Regions from separate parts of the Homo sapiens genome. Here region 2 is linked to region 1. A link is a loop called in an ENCODE intact Hi-C map of the cell type or tissue named here. Cell type or tissue: dorsolateral prefrontal cortex. All regions are shown on one strand. Each heading gives the region's core, and the rest is flanking DNA. Links, peaks and the distances in the headings are about the cores only. Region 1 holds the start of LINC02473 (long intergenic non-protein coding RNA 2473). Region 2 has its middle 24 kb from the start of DHX15.

Region 1 (8,800 bases), core at 279-8,278:
GCGGGTGGGTCACCTGAGGCCAGGAGTTTGAGACCAGACTGGTCAACATGGTGAAACCCTGTCTCTAATAAAAAATATAGAAATTAGCTGGGTGTGGTGGCACGTGCCTGTAATCCCAAGTATTCAGGGGGCTGAGGCAGGAGAATCTCTTGAACCCGTGAGGCAGAGGTTGCAGTGAGCCAAGATCACACCACTGCACTCCAGCTTGAGCGACAGAGCAAGACTCTTGTCTCCAAAAAAAAAAAAAAAAAAAAAAAAGGAGGGGGGTGGATGAAAGAATAAAAAGGAAGACTGCAGATGGTTTCTCCTAGCCACAGTCAGGGCGAAGGGCAGTGTTAATTCTTCAGTGTCATGTTCTCACTGGGGCGTGTCTCACTGAAGGGAAGGCTGGGAAGAGTTGCCTGTGCTGTTTTGACTGTGTTTGTTGATTTCCTCTCAATTCTCTAAATTCCATCACTCTCACTATAGAATCTTGGAAAAACAGACTTAACCTTTCTGTACCTCAAATATAAAATGAGGGAATGATAGAACATACCTCATAGTTTTATTGTGATGATAAAGTAGAATAATACAAGCAATGTATTTAGAACAGTACCAGGCATCTTTAAGCACCATGACTGCTACAACTGTTTGCACTGTAATAAAACCAATAGGGCCTCTGCTCTCTGGGGAGTTTTATTTTATTGGTTTTCTTTTTTTCTTTCTTTTTTTTTTTTTTTGAGATGGAGTCTAGCTCTGTTGTCCAGGCTGGAGTGCAGAGATCTCATCTCACTGCAACCTCCGTCTCCTAGGTTCAAGCAATCCTCCTTCATCAGCCTCCCGAGTAGCTGGGACTACAGACATGCACCACCACGCCCGGCTAATTTTTGTATATTTAGTAGGGATGGAGTTTCACAATGTTGGCCAGACTGGTCTGGAACTCCTGGCCTCAGGTGATCCACCCGCCTCGGCCTCCCAAAGTGCTGGGATTATGGGGGTGAGCCACCACGCCCAGCCTGGTTTTCATTTTCTGTGTTTTCTCCTCACCCCCAGTTTTTGTTTTGTTTCTTTGGTTTTTAGTCAGCCTTCTGACTGGTTTGCACCTTATGAAGAGAAATATCTTGTTTTTGTTTGTTTTGTTTTGAGACAGGGTATCACTATGTGGACCAGGCTGGACTCGAACTCCTGGGCTCAAGGCAATCTTCCCATCTCAGCCTCCTGAGTAGCTGGGACCACAGGCTCACACCTCTATACCTGGCTAGAAAGCTGCTTTTGATTCCTTCTTCAGAAGTCACACTCCATTATCACTCATTCAACAAATATTTATTAAGTAACTCCTATGGGCCAGGCATAATTCAAGGTGCTTCAGATGTAGCAGAAAACAAATCGACACAAATCCCCGCCCTTGTGGTCTTATGTCCCCATGGGAGAAGGGAAATATGAAGGAAAAAATGTCAAGCGTCTCCTGCTCCCCGGCTTATACTTCAAATTACATTGTGTTTCTCCCCTTCTCCTGCTGCAGCTTACGCTTATTTATTACTTTTTTTTTTTTTTTTTTTTTGAGACGGAGTCTCGCTCTGTCACCCAGATTGGAGCACAGTGGTGCGATCTCCACTCAATGCAAACTCCGCCTCCTGGGTTCACGCCATCCTCCTGCCTCAGCCTCCCGAGTAGCTGGGACTACAGGCACCCGCCACCACGCCTGGCCAATTTTTTTATATTTTTAGTAAAGACAGGGTTTCACTGTGTTAGCCAGGATGGTCTCGATCTCCTGACCTCATGATCTGCCCGCCTAGGCCTCCCAAAGTGCTGGGATTACAGGCGTGAGCCACGGCGCCTGGCCCTTTATATATATATTTTTTTTTTGGACAAATCTTATTTTATTCAGATAGCTGTCTGATCACACATGGTCAAAGAACGCTCAAATAATAAATCACATATAATCAGATGTTAAAGACTGGTTTTCAGCCAGGTGTGGTGGCTCACACCTGTAATCCCAGCACTTTGAGAGGCTGAGGTGGGTGGATCACGAGGACAGGAGTTCAAGATCAGCCTGGCCAATATGGTGAAACCCTGTCTCCACTAAAAATACAAAATTTGGCTGGGCGTGGTCACGCATGCCTGTAGTCCCAGCTGCTCGGGAGGCTGAGGCAGGATAATCGCTTGAACCTGGGAGGCAGAAGTTGCAATGAGCCAAGATTGCAACACTGCACTCCAGCCTGGGCAACAGAGTGACTCCGTCAAAAAAAAAAAAAAAAAAAAAAGATTGGTCTTTAAACATTATAACCATTCACGCCTCACTTGGCTAAACACAAAACCACATCCACACCTCAGCGACCACGAAACCATTCAGCACAGCTTCCTTAACTGTGAGCTGTTTGAAGCTACCAGTCTGAGCACTATTGACTATTGTTTTCAGGCTCTGACTAGCTCTAGGGAATCTCAACAGGGGTGGGAGGAACCAGCTCAACCTTGGCGTAGTACCAAAATGTGGCCAATCCAGGCTTTGCATAAGTCACAGCAGCGTTCACCAGTGCCCGGGCCTTTTCTGCAAAGTTACAGACAAATTGGGCTATGGTTCTGGAATGGAAAGTTCGTCACCCCGAACAGCCGGCTGAATGTCTACCTGTAACTTCTTGATACCACCTGCTTGCTGTAAACTTTTCCCTTAAAAACAAGGTTTTTCCAAGGGAAAACAAGGTTGAAACCAAAAGGTTTATTTGCAAATACCCTGGGTTTTCCCAGAAAGAATTTCAGGCAGCTTCCTTGCCCTTTGGCCTCATTGCTTACAAGTGACTTTTTCCTTTGCTGCATGTGCTGTGATATTTTTCTCTTTCTGTCTCCCTTTTTCTTTTTCTCTTTTTCTTTCTTTCTTTCTTTCTCTTTCTTTCTTTCTTTCTTTCTTTCTTTCTTTCTTTCTTTCTCTTTCTTTCTTTCTTTTTTCCTTCCTTCCTTCCTTTCTTTCTTTCCTTTTTTCTTTCTTTCTTTCTTTCCTTCTTTCTTTCTCTCTCTCTCTTTATTTTTTTTCAGGGTCTCATTCTGTCGCCCAGGCTGGAGTGCAGTGGCACACAATCTCGGTTCACTGCAATCTCCACCTCCCAGGCTAAAGTGATCCTCCCACCTCAACCTCCCAAGTAGCTGGGACTGCAGGCATGCGCCACTATGTCCAGCTAATTTTTGTATTTTTTGGTAGAGACAGGTTTTCACTGTGTTGGCCAGGCTGGTCTCAAACTCCTGACCTCAATTGATCCACCTGCTTTGGCCTCCCAAAGTGCTGGGATTACAGGTGTGAGCTCCTGCGCCCAGCCATGCTGTGATAGTTTTTCCTTGGTGCTAGTTCCCTTTCTTAAGCTGGAATTCCATCTCCCACTTGGTCCTTTCAGAGTCCCTTCTTTTGATGCAGGCAAGAAATCCTAATTTAGCATCACTTGTGATTATAATTAAGGTGCTGTTTACTCCCTCTTCCAGATCATTAATGAGGATGTTAAATGAGACCAGAATGAAACCGTGTCCCCATGGCATTCCGCTAGACACCTTCCAACAACTTGACACTCTGCCATTTGCTGTTTCATTACCCTTTGTTTACCTTGTGAGCTCAGGCCCTTGCTTTTGAAGGAGGCAGAAAGCTTACTATTTCTACTGCTGCATAGATGCCACTTAAAGGGTGGGGCTGTTAAAACCTGGCAGATTGTAAATGCATCCTTTTGAGTTTGAATTAAATGTGGATTATGAATAGAGCATTGTCAGTAAATACTGTTGCTCTCCCTCCTCTCAGATGCCTTTGTTTGCTCTTGACTTTCTGCAGCTGTTGTCTTTCTGGGAGCAGAGAAGGGTAGCTGTTTGCTGTATGCAAAGATATTGCTTGGATCAGCTTAACTACAAGTGTAAAGTTACACTGTTGCATGTGAAAGATGTGGTAGATGGATTGCATTCATGGCTCTAGTTTTTCTCTCCTCCCCATATCCATGCCCTTTACTGAAGTAACTTTGCAGTACACTCCCAACTCTGACTCTGCCAAGCCATGTGACTTTCTTTGACAAATGGGATTTTAGCAGACATAATGCAAGTGTAAGCTTGGAAAAAAGCACTACGTGTCTGCTTGCACTCCTGAGCCTCCACCATTGCTGTGAAAACATGCCTGGGAGAGCCTGCTGGAAGACAGTACCCAGAGCAGCGCCCCAGTCTCTCCAGTTGACTAGCCAGGACCAGCCTAGATCTTCTGACAACTGGATGACCTTCAGATATGTGAGTGAAACCAGCAGAATTTGCAAGCTGACCACCACCAGATGCATGAGCAATAAGTATACTGCTTATGAGGTCTTGTTTGTTATACAGCCTCAGCTATGGCAATAGATAGCTGATACAATAGCACACATTTGGAGCTTTGTGGACTGGGAACTCATTGATCTTCCAAAGATTTTCCACATGGTGGGTCCCTGACACGATCCTTTACAAGAAATGAGAAGGAAAAGTTTTCTAAATAGAGATTCAGAAGGACAAAACAGGCTCTAGCATCTACAGTAACCTTTAAGAGACAAGGAGCAAGGGAGAAAAGAGCCTCCATGGAGACTTCCAGAATATGCAGGGCACTAAAAAAACTCCTTTTTCCTTTCTCTTTCTCTCTCTCTTTTAAGTAAAACAAGGTCTCACTGTACTGCCCAGGTTGGTTTCAAATTCCTGGGCTCAAGTGATCTTCCGACCTTGGTCTCCCAAAGTGGTAGGATTATAGGCGTGAGCCACTGCACCTGGCCTTCTTTTTCCAATGAAGACAGAAAAGAGAAATGAAGGGTGACCTAATAATTAGAATGCACTGACTCTCCCCTAACCCTAGGCACTGGTTTGCTGTTTCATTTTCAAATATTTGCCTCCGGAAACAGTCAAATCACTCAGGCTACAGCCGAAAAATGCTCCTTTGGTTTATGGCAACGCCATTGTTACAGGAAAGGGGTTCCGATCCAGACCCTAAAAGAGGGTTCTTGGATCTTGTGCAAGAAAGAATTCAGGGTGAGCCATACAAAAAAGTGAAAGCAAGTTTATTAAGAAAATAAAGGAATAAAATAATGGCTGCTTTATAGACAGAACACCCAGAGGGCTGCTGGTTGTCTATTTTTATGGTTATTTTTCCATCATATGCTAAACAATGAGTGGATTATTCATGCCTCCCCTTTCTAGACTATATAGGGTAAGTTCCTGACATTGCCATGGCATCCATAAACTGTCATGGCGCTGGTGGAAGTGTAGTAGTGAGGATGACCAGCGGTCACTCTCATGACCATCTTGGTTTTGATGGGTTTTCAGTGGTTTCTTACTGCAACTTGTTTTATTACCAAGGTCTTTATGACCTGTGTCTTGTATCTCCTGTCTCATCCCGTAACTTAGAATCCCTTAACCATCTGGGAATGCAGCCCAGTAGGCCTTAGCCTCATTTTACCCAGCTCCTATTCAAGATGGAGTTGCTCTGGTTCACACGCCACAGACACTGAGACAGGTGGCCTTACGAAGATGGGTAAAGCCTGGAAAAGGAGTTTGCACTCCTTACTCTGAGTGGAGGCACATGCTTCTTAAGTGCACAAGCTTCTGAAGACACAGCCTCTACTTGCTCCTTGGGGCTTTTTTTTTTCTTTCTTTTTCTGGAGACCGAGTCTGGCTCTGCTGCCCAGGCTGGAGTACAGCAATCTCAGCTCACTGCAGCCTCCGCCTCCCAGGTTCGAGTGGTTGAATCCTGCCTCAGCCTCCTGAGTAGCTGAGATTACAGGCATGCGCCACCATGCCCGGCTAATTTTTGTATTTTTAGTAGAGACAGGGTTCCACCATGTTGGTCAGGCTGGTCTTGAACTCCTGACCTCAAGTGATCTGCCCGCCTTGGCCTTCCAAAGTGCTGGGATTACAGGTGTGAGCCACCATGCCTGGCCCCTGGGGCTTTTCTTACTCAGCAGCCCTCTAGGCTGCCTCTTCACAGCGGACACCCAACCTTAGAATGGGCAAAGTGTGGCCCCTGGCCAGCAGCCTGGGCATCACCCAGGAGCTCATCAGACCTGCAGAATCTCAGAGCCCACCCTCACCTAATGAATCTAAACTGACATTTCACTGGAACCACAGGGAATTTGTGTGCACATTAAAGTTCAAGGAGCACAGGTCTTAGGAGATGTAGAGCTCCTCTGGAAGGGCATATCATTTATTTGGGGTCCATCCCCACCTCTAGGTGGTGAGTTCTTGAGGGGAGGATGATACCTTGTGAGTCTTTGTATCCCCAGCACCAAGCACTGCGCCTAAATGTAATAGGAGCTCAAAACTAATTTGCTAAACTGCAGTGAGCTGATGTAACTGAACAGCCAGACTCGTCAAGCTTACTCCCCTATCTCGTGGACAGGACTTTCCTCTCCAGGATTCCTGAGCTGCCTGGAGCAGTGACCACCTTTAATGCACAAATTTGTCAAAACAAGGCAAACCCCACCTCCCCGCCCCCCCCCCCCCGCCCCCACACACACAGACCCTGGGCAGCTCTGTGCACTCCAGAGATTTAGGTTTGAACATTGTGATGTAAAGCACAACATCCAGTGCATTTGAATAAGTGAGTTTGGGATCGGCATTCTGCATATATTAGAATGTCAATGAGGAACTTAAATTAGGGCCCTACTAAAAAATTTGCTAGGCCTTCAACAGTGGACTCAGAAATAGACCAGCAGGCAGGGAGGGAGGAAGAGAGGAAAGGAAGAAGGTTAAAAAACTGGGAGAGTGACAGTCGGGGAGGGGGAGGAAAGAAAAAATAGGCTAGGGCTTATGGGACCTAAATTTTACCTTGTTATTTTCTAGTGGAACTTGGAATTTTTCACCCCCTCTCACGGTATCATTGACATTAAATATCCAATCTTCTCTGCCCCACATCAACTTGAGTAATAAACCACAGCCAAGGTTGGCTGCATCTGCTCTCTTCCTCCTTACTCAATTCAAGTTAAGAATGCTCACACCATACACTACTATTGGGATTTTTAAAATGATTTATTTTGCTACACAGTTCAGACCTTTGAACCAGGCTGGATGCTGGGTGCTTTGTTGACACAGTAGTTAGGGATAAAAGGGGAGTTTGGGGAATTGCAGAATTCTGACTTTCTATAAATCACTAATTTTATTGTAGTAAATAGAGGTCACCTCCTGGAACTTCAGTCGCCTGCCTTGAAAAATGGCATGAAACTATCAATGTCCATCTAAAGGAAAAAAACAGGACAAAGAGAGTGGAAGGGAAAAGTATTTTCTCAGTTTTAGCCAAGGCTGCATCAAGAATATGGCTAGTATGCTCAAAGCTATCTTTAAGAGGTGGCCCAGAAACTTCCCATTTCTTCTTTGAGCACACTGTCTATTGCCCCTGCCCTAGACGAGAGGCTAAAGGCAAAGAATGTGGCAAAGTAGCTGGGGTGTGGGGGACCTTGGACATTCAGTTCTGTCATGAGCTTAGAAGGGCTAAGCCAGAAGGGAGACTGAAGAGTGCACTCCAAAACTGTGCCCGATTCAGCTGAGAGTAATCAAAACAGATACCACATATGGCAGGAGCTGCAAACACAGGCAAACTCAGGGGCCATGGAGGGAAGGTAAATGGCTTGGGAGAGTTGCTAAACTGAGAGACTCTAGCTTGAGTTACTCAACATCTTTCTAACTCCTTCTTTCTTTTTTGTTCTCCTGTTTTTTCTTTCCTTATTTTATTTTATTTTATTTTGTTTCATTTTATTTTATTTTATTTTATTATTTTATTGCGTTCTGGGGCACATGTGAAGGATGTGCAGGTTTATTGCATAGGTAAACATGTGCCATGGTGGTTTGCTGCAACTATCCACCCATCACCTAAGTACTAAGCCCAGTATGCATTAGCTATTTTTCCTGATGCTCTCCCTCCTCCCTCCCTTATTTCTTTTGTGTGTGTGTGTGTGTGTGTGTGTGTGTGTGTGTGTGTCCAGGTCTCGCTATGTTTCCTAGGCTGGAGTGCAGTGGTGCGACCTCAGCTCACTGCAACCTCTGCCTCCCAAGCTCAAACGATCCTTCCACCTCAGCCTCCTGAGTGAGATTACAGGTGCATGTCACCAGGCCTGGCTAATTTTTTAATTTTTTGTAGAGAAGGGGTTTCACCATGTTGCCCAGGCTGCCTCACTTCTAACCTGTAAGACATAAGTGGAAGTCCCTGGAAAGTCTTCCTTTCTTGTATAAAAAAGCAAAGTCTTGCTAGGAGAGATTTTGTCCTTTGCTCCTTTGCCATTCCCTCCTCCTTTTCCTGCCTGAAACACAGATGCCATAGCTTGCTGTGCAGGAGCCATCTTGAGATCATGAGGACCAAACACTTCATGCTTAAAGACAGCAGAGCAGCAAGGCTGAGGAGCCTAGGTCCCTGCTGGCATTGCTCAGCCTCACTGCCAGCCCTGGACATCTAGCTGCAAGAAGAAAATTAACCCCTTACTTATTTAAGCCCCTGTGGTCAGGTTTTCTACTCTACACACAGTGATATGCTACCCCCGGCTCTATCCATTGTTGCTGTATAGGAATGCTGGCTCGGTGTCACAAGATTTTCTGATTTTTCAAGAGAAGATATAAATCTGGATTTTTTAAAATACAGAATTTCCCAGTTGGCAGTTGGTAATTGATCCCAATAGAGACAATTAATTGAATTTTTTGAAGACACACTTCCAATTTGTGATCTCTGATTTATAGAATCTTTACTCTGGGCCAGAGGCTATGCTAAGCATTTTATATAGATGATCACATTTAATCCTGACAACAGTGCTGAAAGTCATGCTATTATTACTTTTTTATATATAGTTTAAGAAACTGAGGCTCA
Region 2 (8,800 bases), core at 337-8,336, 52 kb before region 1:
CTTTTCCTATGATGGTGTATTAGTTCAGATTCACACTGCTTTAAAGATACTACCTGAGACTAGGTAAAAGGAAAGATGTTTAATTGACTCACAGTTCTGTATGGCTGGGGAGGCCTCGGGAAACTTACAATCATGGCAGAAGGTGAAGGGCAAGCAAGCGTGTTCTTCACAAGGTGGCAGGAGAAAGAGAGCAAGCAATTCCCACACTTTAAAACCATCAGCTCCTGTGAGAACTCACTCACCATCATGAGAACAGCATGGAGAAAATCACCCCCATCATCTAATCACCTCCCATCAGGTCCCTCTCTCGACACATGGTGATTTCAACTGGAGATGAGATTTGGGTGAGGGCATTGAGCCAAACCATATCAAATGGGCACAAGATTATGCAGATAGATTACAACAAGACTCGTGCTGGGTCTGTGGTCTATTACCCCTCTCTATCACCAAGGCACTGCTTTGGTGGGCCTCCCCTATACAATGAAAAGATTAGGTTTCTTTATAGATCTTAAACAATGGACAAGGTTGCAGATGACTGGGGTAACTAGAAAAAATATTTCAGAATGGCCTATAAAGAAAACTTTAAATGATCACCGATTCCTCCTTGAGCTGCAGTTAAAACTGAATGTTGTATGTATGTTCCTGATAACTCAGGAAACATTGGTTTAGCTTTAAAGGATATGCACCAACAGATCAAGGCAATCTCTAGTCCTGCACTGTCTCTCCATGAATTGACAGCACCTTGCTTTGATGGGCCACCTTCCTGTGGCAGAAAATTGTTGTTGTCTTAGCTATCCTCCTGGGCGTAAGTATAACACTATGCTGTGGACTATATTATTGTTGTATGCTGTTCCCAAACATTCCTTGAGCTCATAAGATCATGTTTCAACAAGCACTGCCTTTGAGTCCCCAAAGTTGAGAACATTACCAATGCCAAATAAACAACTTCCATTCCAGTGCCCCCTGACGATGACCCTCTCCAGCAGGAAGTAGCCAGAGAGAATACATTGCTCACTTCCTCTTAGTTTGCCACATCATAGTTTGTACTCTTGTACTAATCTTTTAACAAATCAGTGCTTGGGAAAATTAACTAACATGATAGAAATCATGTAAAAATTGACAGTGGGGATTGTGGTGAGCTAGGTTTCCATTAGCAACCTTTACTATAATTTTGATGAGTGCACAAGTTAAACATTAACTTATCTTAATATTAACTTCCTCCATACTATGTGTGGAATTGCGCCTACAAACAGGAGTGTTTCATTCAATCTATATCTAATCTTTAGGGTCTCGGGTCTGGAAAGCTTTCTCTAGAGTCTTGGAAAGTTTCTTAATTTTAAGTGAGTCCTGATGTGAGATGTATGTGTAAGAATGCTATTATTATTATTTAGGGTCTGAGAAAACCCAGGCAGGGTCTTAATGGGTTTGTTTTCTCATTCCAGCCTCATACTGAGGCACCAGTTTCTCTAGTTCTTTAATGTTTAATTTATGCATTCATCAAAACTCTAGTAAAGGGTTAGTGGAAACTTACTCTTCTTGCTGCTGATGGAAACCTGGTCTGCCTGCCACACCATCAAGTGGACCAATATACACATTATGGGAGTTCTAGAAGGAGAAGAGAGCAAGAAAAGGGAAGTGAGAATATTTCAAGGAATAATGTCTGTAAACTTCCCAAACTGTACTTCATGAGAATGTCTTCATCAAAAGACATTCTCAACAGAGTAAAAAGGCAGCCTACAGAATGGGAGTAAATATTCACAAATCATAGTTCTGATAGGGGATTAATATCCAGAATATATAGGGAACCCCTACAATTCAGCAACAAAATAACAAAAAACCTGATTTAAAAATGAACAAAGGACTTGAACAAACATTTCTGCAGAGAAGATATCCAAACGGCCCATAAATACATAAAAAGATGCTCAACATCACTAATCAGTAGGGAAATGCAAATCAAAACCACAATGAGAAACCACTTCACACCCATTAGGATGCCTATTATTCTTTTAAGAAAGAAATCAGCAACTGTTGTGAGGGGTGTAGAGAAATTGGAAACCTGTGCATTGCTGGGGGCAATGTAAATTGGTCTGGCCACTGTGGAAATATATAAAGTATAGAGATTCCTCAAATATTAAAAATAGAATTACCTTATGTCTTAGTCCATTTTCTGCTGCTAGAACAGAATATCACAGATTGGGTAATTTACAAAGAACAGAAGTTTATTTGACTTACAGTTTTGGAGGCTGGAAAGTTGAAGAACATGGCATCATCATCTGGCAAGGGTCAGTTGGAAGACTAAAGGCAGAAGCAAGGGCATGAGACAGAGAGAAAAAGAGGCTGAACTCCCACAATAACTCACTTTGGCAATAACAGCATTAGTTTATTCATGAGAGTAATGCCCTCGTGACCTAAACACCTCTTAAATGCTCCACCTCCAAATACTGTTACAATGGCAATTAAATTTCAACATGAATTTTGGAGGAGGCATTCAAACCATAGCACCATGTGATCCAGAAATTCTATGTTTGGGTATATATGCAAGATAATTGAAAGCAAGGACTCAAAAAACAGATATTTGTACAAGAATGTTTATAGCAGCATTATTTACAGCAGCCAAAAGGTGGAAACAATCAAAATGTCCATTAGCAGGTGAATGAATAAACCAAATGTCATATATGAATAAATGGAATATTATTTAGCCTTAGGAATGAAATTCTGACACATGCTGCAACAGGAGTGTCCAATCTTTTGGCTTTCCTGGGCTGCATTGGAAGAAGAAGAATTGCCTTGGGACTCACATAAAATGCACTAACACTAACGATAGCTGGTGAGCTGGAAAAAAAAAAAAAAAGGTTCATGCACAAATCTCGTAATGTTTTAAGAAAGTTTACGAATTTGTATTGGGCCGCATTCAAAGCTGTCCTGGGCCTCATGTGGGCCAGGGACTGCAGGTTGATTAAGCTTGTGCTACAACATACATGAATCCTGAAAACATTATGGTGAGTGAAATAAACTACACACAAAAGAACAAATATTGTATGAGCTCACTTCATTGAACTACTTAAAGTAGTCAAATTCATAGGCAGAAAGTAGAATGGTGGTTGGCAGGGGCTGAGGAGAAAGGGGGAATGGGGCATTACTATTTAATGGGCACAGATTTTCAGTTTGGGAAGAGTGAAAAAGTTTTGGAGATGGATGGTGGTGATGGTTACACAACAATGTGAATGTACTCGATGCCACTGAACTGTACACCTAAAAATGGTTAAAATGGTCATTTTATTATTTGTGTATACTTTACCATGATAAAGCATCTTGGGAAAAAAGATTAAAATGCTTGCCTCCTTAAAGACCTAAAAGACAAATAGGCTGTGGTTCCCATTATATCTCCATTTAGAATAAACATCTGGCCTCTGCAAAATTCAGGCAGATCATGGAGAATGGCAGTGGATTATCACAGACCTGACCTATTATTTTAACAGTATCTCCAATTACAGTTTCTGTTCCAGATATATCTTTGTTAGAACAGATAAGCAAGGACTCAGGTACATGATATGTGACCAATGATTTGGCAAATCCATTCTTTCTCTGTTCCTATACAAAATAGAATCAGAAATGATCCATGTTTCTTTGGAATGCACAACAATGTTCCTTTACAGCTTTGTCCCAGAGCTATGTTAACTCTGCTGTCCTCTGTCATAACATAATCTGAAGAGACATGGACCAGCTGGAGGTGCTGCAGAATAGCACACTGGTCCACTAACTGATGACATAATGTTAGTTGGACCAAATAAACAAGAGTAGCTGGGAGGTTGAAGGCCTTGATAATTCACATGCACTCTTGAGGGAAATAAACCTTAAAGATTCAGGAGCACACTGCATAGGTAAATTTTGAAAAGTCTGGTGGTCTGGGGTATGCTAGGACATCGCTTAAGTAAAGGAGAATTGACTGCATCTTGTAGTTCCCATCACAAGAATGGAAGCACATTGCATGCTAGGCAGCCCTTTTCAGGTTCTGTAGGCAAGGTATTCCCAGAAGTACACTTCCAGCTCACATACTGGTTGACACAATGGTTGCTATTTTTCTTTTTTTCTTTCTTTCTTTCTTTCTTTTTTTTTTTGAGATGGAGTCTCGCTCTGTCGCCCAGGCTGGAGTGCAGTGGCTCGATCTCAGCTCACTGCAAGCTCCGCCTCCCGGGTTCATGCCATTCTCCTGCCTCAGCCTCCTGAGTAGCCGGGACTACAGGCGCCCACCACCATGCCTGGCTAATTTTTTGTATTTTTAGTAGAGATGCGGTTTCACGGTGTTAGCCAGGATGGTCTCGATCTCCTGACCTCGTGATCCACCCGCCTCGGCCTCCCAAAGTTCTGGGATTACAGGCGTGAGCCACCGTGCCCAGCAATGGTTGCTATTTTTCAATGGGGCCCATGGCAGGAAAGGATTCCGCATCAAGTCCCATGCTTCAGGGCAAGCAGCTGGCCTCTTGGACCACACAATCCAGCAGACCCTATGGTATGACGAATATCAGTGTTGTGAAAAGATGACATGTGGATTTTATGACAAGCCCTAATGGAAGAATCACAACATAGATCCTGCACAAAAGCCATACCATGGCAACAGAGAATTATACGCCTTCCAAAAAATAAATGTTGGAATAAGACTGGGCCCTAATAAAGACAAGTGCCTCACTGTGGAGACACCAAAACTACCTCTCATGAGCTAGGCTCCATCACACTCACCAAGCGATAAATTAGGATGTATCTAGATGGAAGAGGAACATCTAGGATTCAACATCAATAAAACCAGAGGGCACATGCAAGCCGAGTGAGCAGGTAGCATGCGGGTAGCTCATGTCATCTACCACTGTTACACAGCACGTCTTCCCCAGCTCTGGGGATATGCGGAAGCAAGTTTGTACCAGCTCATAATAGTTTCTTGTTAAATTTTCAGGAATCTTGCAAGCCCATTGATGCCACGTCGGTAGGTTGAAATTCACCGTAAGTACTTACAGCATGGAAATTAGTTAATACTACAAATTGGGTCTTTTCTTCTCCTTTTCAGAAAGCTAGTTGCTAAATATTTACCACCACATCACTGCTCAGCTCACATCCATGACTGCATGGGGGTCTATAATGACTAGTTGATGTAAGAGGAAGAAGCCTGAGCTTGATTCACAAATGGCTCAACTTGGTATGTTGGTGCAAGCTAGATATAGATGATGGCTGTACAACTCAGGATACAACTCAGGCTGTACAACTGAGTGGGGGAAGCCCCACTCAGGATAGTCTTGAAAGGTAGTGGCAAGGGGAAATCCTCCCAGCAAGTAGTATTCCAGGAAGTCCACATGGTCAGCCATTTTGTGTGGAAAGAGAAGTGGCCTGCAGTTAGATAGACACACAGGGACTCATGGGCAGTGTGATATATCTTGGCCAGGGTCTTCGAAGGTGAACACTTGGAAGATTGGTGAGCAACAAGGGCTATGAACATATGGAAATAAATGAACTTATGGAAGTGAGCACAAAGTGTAAAGATCTTTATTCAGATGTTAATGCCCATCAGAGCATCCATGACATAAGAGGCACTAAAAAAAAAAACAAAAACAAAATCAAACCAAAAAAACTACATGTCATTCAACTGGTAGCAGCCAGTCTCTATCATCGATATGAGATCCCACATACTATTGTGTCAGACAAAGGGATTCATTGAATATTAAAGGAAGCACAGAAACAGGCACATGACCACGAGATTCAATGTTCGTATCACATAGCAAGAAGCTGGTCCTGACAGAAACACCAAATCAGAGATAGTGCCTTATGAAGATGGCTTGCCATCACTCAGAATGCAGTGCACTTTCTAAAGGAATGACCTTTACATGGTGCTATTTCCCCCGTAGGTAGAACACATACGTCTAGGAATCAAGAAGTAAAAGTGAGAGTACCCTTATTTTCCTTCACTCCCAGTGATTCATTTCGGGAATTTGTGCTTTCCATTCTTGAAACTCTGAGTTTGTATTTTTGTTTGCTTGTTTTTTGGAGTTTTTTTTGTTTTGTTTTGTTTTTGTTTGTTTGTTTGTTTGAGACTCAGTCCTGCTCTGTTGCCAGGTTGGAGTGCAATGATGCAATCTTGGCTCACTGCAACCTCCACCTCCTGGGTTCAAGTGATTCTCTTGCCTCAGCCTCCTGAGTAGCTGGGACTGCAGGTGCATGCCACTATGCCCAGATAATTTTTGTATTTTTCATAGAAATGGGATTTCACCATGTTGGTCAGGATGGTCTCTATCTCTTGACCTTGTGATCTACCCGCCTCAGCCTCCCAATGTGCTGGGATTATAGGCATGAGCCACTGTGCCTGGTCAAAACTCTGAGTTTTTAACACTTAAGAGTCCGAGTTCCTAAGAAGGAATACATCCACAAAGGTTGTGACCTGAGTTCTTGAAGTTTCTCACACCAAGAGGCCAGGACAAGAAGAAGAATTACCATTCTGGCAGAAGTAAATGGCCCCCATCACCAGGAGGAGGTAAGGCTGCTGTTACACAATAAGGGCAAGAAGGAAAAATATGTTTTCCACCAGGTGATCCATTTCAGTACCTTGGTATTCTGTTGAGCAATGTTGATAGTAAGTAGACAAGTGTAGCAGTGACACCCTGACAAAGACATAGGTGACCAGGGACTCAGATCCTTAGGAGTTGATGGTCTGGGTCATACTTACATACAAGCCACCAGGACAGCAGAGGTGCTAGCCAGGCTTAAGGGTCAAATAGACAGCTGGTAGTTCAGGGAGACAATGAGTATTAACTGCAGCACTGAAATCTACTGTAGTGGTGCTATCTGTGGATGATCCCACTCACCTTCATCCTCTTAGCTTTCCCCAGGGAAAAGGTGCTCCAGAATTCTGAAGAAGCTGTTCCTAAAACTTATACAAAGAAGTGGCTCTAGGCCAGGCATGGTGGCTCACACCTGTAATCCCAGCACTTTGGGAGGCCAAGGTGGGTGGATCACCTGAGGTCAGGAGTTCCAGACCAGCCTGACTATGGTGAAACCCCGTCTCTACTAAAAATACAAAATTAGTTGGCCGTCGTGGCACGTGCCTGTAATCCCAGCTGCTCAGGAGGCTGAGACATCACTTGAACCTGAGAGGCGGAGGTTGCCGTGAGCTGAGATGGCATCATTGCACTCCAGCCCAGCCTGGGCATCAAGAGTGAAACTCTGTCTCAAAAAAAGAAGAAGAAGAAGAAGAGGAAGAGGAAGAGGAAGAAGAAGAAGAAGAAGAAGAAGAAGAAGAAGAAGAAGAAGAAGAAGAAGAAGCAGCAGAAGCAGAAGCAGCTCTAGGCAATGCAAAGATTGGACTGTAATAGATCCTGGAACGTGCCACCCAGACCTCCTTCAAGAATGAAGGACTGATTTCCTCAGCATTTGCAAGGAGTGCTGTCAGCAGATAGCCCTCAGTTGTCAGCCTCTCCAAGAATTTCCTCATCTGGAGAGCTACCTCACTCTAGGGCACATTCCCTCCCCCAGGATAGCCTGTGTCTAATGACTGATCATTATGGGAATGTATACCATAATCTGGGCCAAATTGAGAGGGCTGTATCCCAGCTTCAGAGTTCCCTTTGGAGTCAGCTTAGGCTTTTTAAAAATAACCTCACTGGCCAGGTGCGGTGGCTCACGCCTGTAATCCCAGGATTTTGGGAGGCTGAGGCGGGCGGATCACCTGAGGTCGGGAGTTTGAGACCAGCCAGACCAACATGGAAGAGACCCTCTCTCTACTTAAAATACAAAATTAGCTGGGCGTGGTGGCGCATGCCTGTAATCCCAACTACTCAGGAGGCTAAGGCGGAAGAATCGCTTGAACCTGGGAGGTGGAGGTTGCGGTGAGCCAAGATCACGCCATTGCACTCCTGGCGTGACAGAGTGAGACTCTGCGTCACATCCAAACTTTATCCTCTGCCCAATACCGCTTTATTGCCTTTTTCTCCACTGGTGTGAATCCCAGGAGTCTTTCACAATAAACTTTCTGCATGCTAATCTCAGTTTCCAAGACTGCTTCCCAAGAAGCCCAACTTAAAATACTAGGGTTGGTTTCGTTTTCAATTTGAATAACCTCCTAAAAAATTCTAGATGAATTGTCAGAGACTTTGAAAGGTTTAAGTTTTTGGCTGGGCGTGGTGGTTCACGCCTGTAATCCCAGCAATTTGGGAGGCAGGGGCGGGCGGATCACTTGAGATCAGAAGTTTGAGACCAGCTTGGCCAACATGGCAAAACCGTCTCTACTGAAAATACAAAATTTAGCCAGGCATGGTGAAGCATGCCTGTAATCCCAGCTACTTGGCAGGCTGAGGCAGGAGAATCGCTTGAACCTCGGAGGCAGAGGTTGCAGTGAGCCGAAATTGCACCACTGCACTCCAACCTGGGTGACAGAGTGAGACTCTGTTTCAAAAATAAAAAAGTAAAAAAAAAGAAAGGCTTGTTTTCAGTCATTCATTCAAGAAATACTTACTTTGCACCTATTATATATTAAGCACAGTTCGAGGTGCTAAGGCTATAGTGATAAAAAAGATAAAGAAAATTCCTGGGCTCATGGCATTTAAATTCTAGTGGAGGGTAACAAACAATAAGCAAGTAAATAAACAAATAGGGTAATTTAATAGATTGATGAGGGCTATAAAAATAATATAGGGCAGTATGATAGAAAGTGATTGGAGGTGCTGGAGGTATGAAGGACTACATCAAAAGTGGGTTGGGGAAGGATTCTCTTAGAAGATGGCATTGAGCTAAGACAAAATGAAATCAGGTGTTTTAAAAAACT

Evidence for each region. A loop is a pair of places that touch in the nucleus more often than their neighbours do. Peaks named below come from ENCODE experiments on the same cell type or tissue, not always from the same donor. Only the 100,000 strongest peaks of a DNase experiment are listed, where the experiment ranks them.
Region 2: a loop joins it to region 1, with 4 times the contacts of the local background. A loop is called at or near these places in 5 of 110 quality-filtered maps.

What each region holds. Positions count from the first base shown.
Region 1 is chr4:24,655,820-24,664,619 of GRCh38, forward strand. It overlaps LINC02473 (long intergenic non-protein coding RNA 2473), which reads left to right and starts at 4,081. Exons shown (of 2, transcript NR_183976.1): 1 at 4,081-4,224. It also overlaps the pseudogene ATP5MGP3. RefSeq lists an enhancer at 2,095-2,736. In dorsolateral prefrontal cortex, for the core only: a CTCF peak has its summit at 3,989; DNase peaks (open chromatin) are centred at 2,462 and 4,086; H3K4me3 peaks cover 1,781 bases; H3K27ac peaks cover 7,376 bases.
Region 2 is chr4:24,603,813-24,612,612 of GRCh38, forward strand. No RefSeq gene overlaps it. Among named protein-coding and RNA genes, the nearest start is that of DHX15, 24 kb to the left of the region's middle. In dorsolateral prefrontal cortex, for the core only: a CTCF peak has its summit at 3,713; no DNase peak of the experiment used is centred there.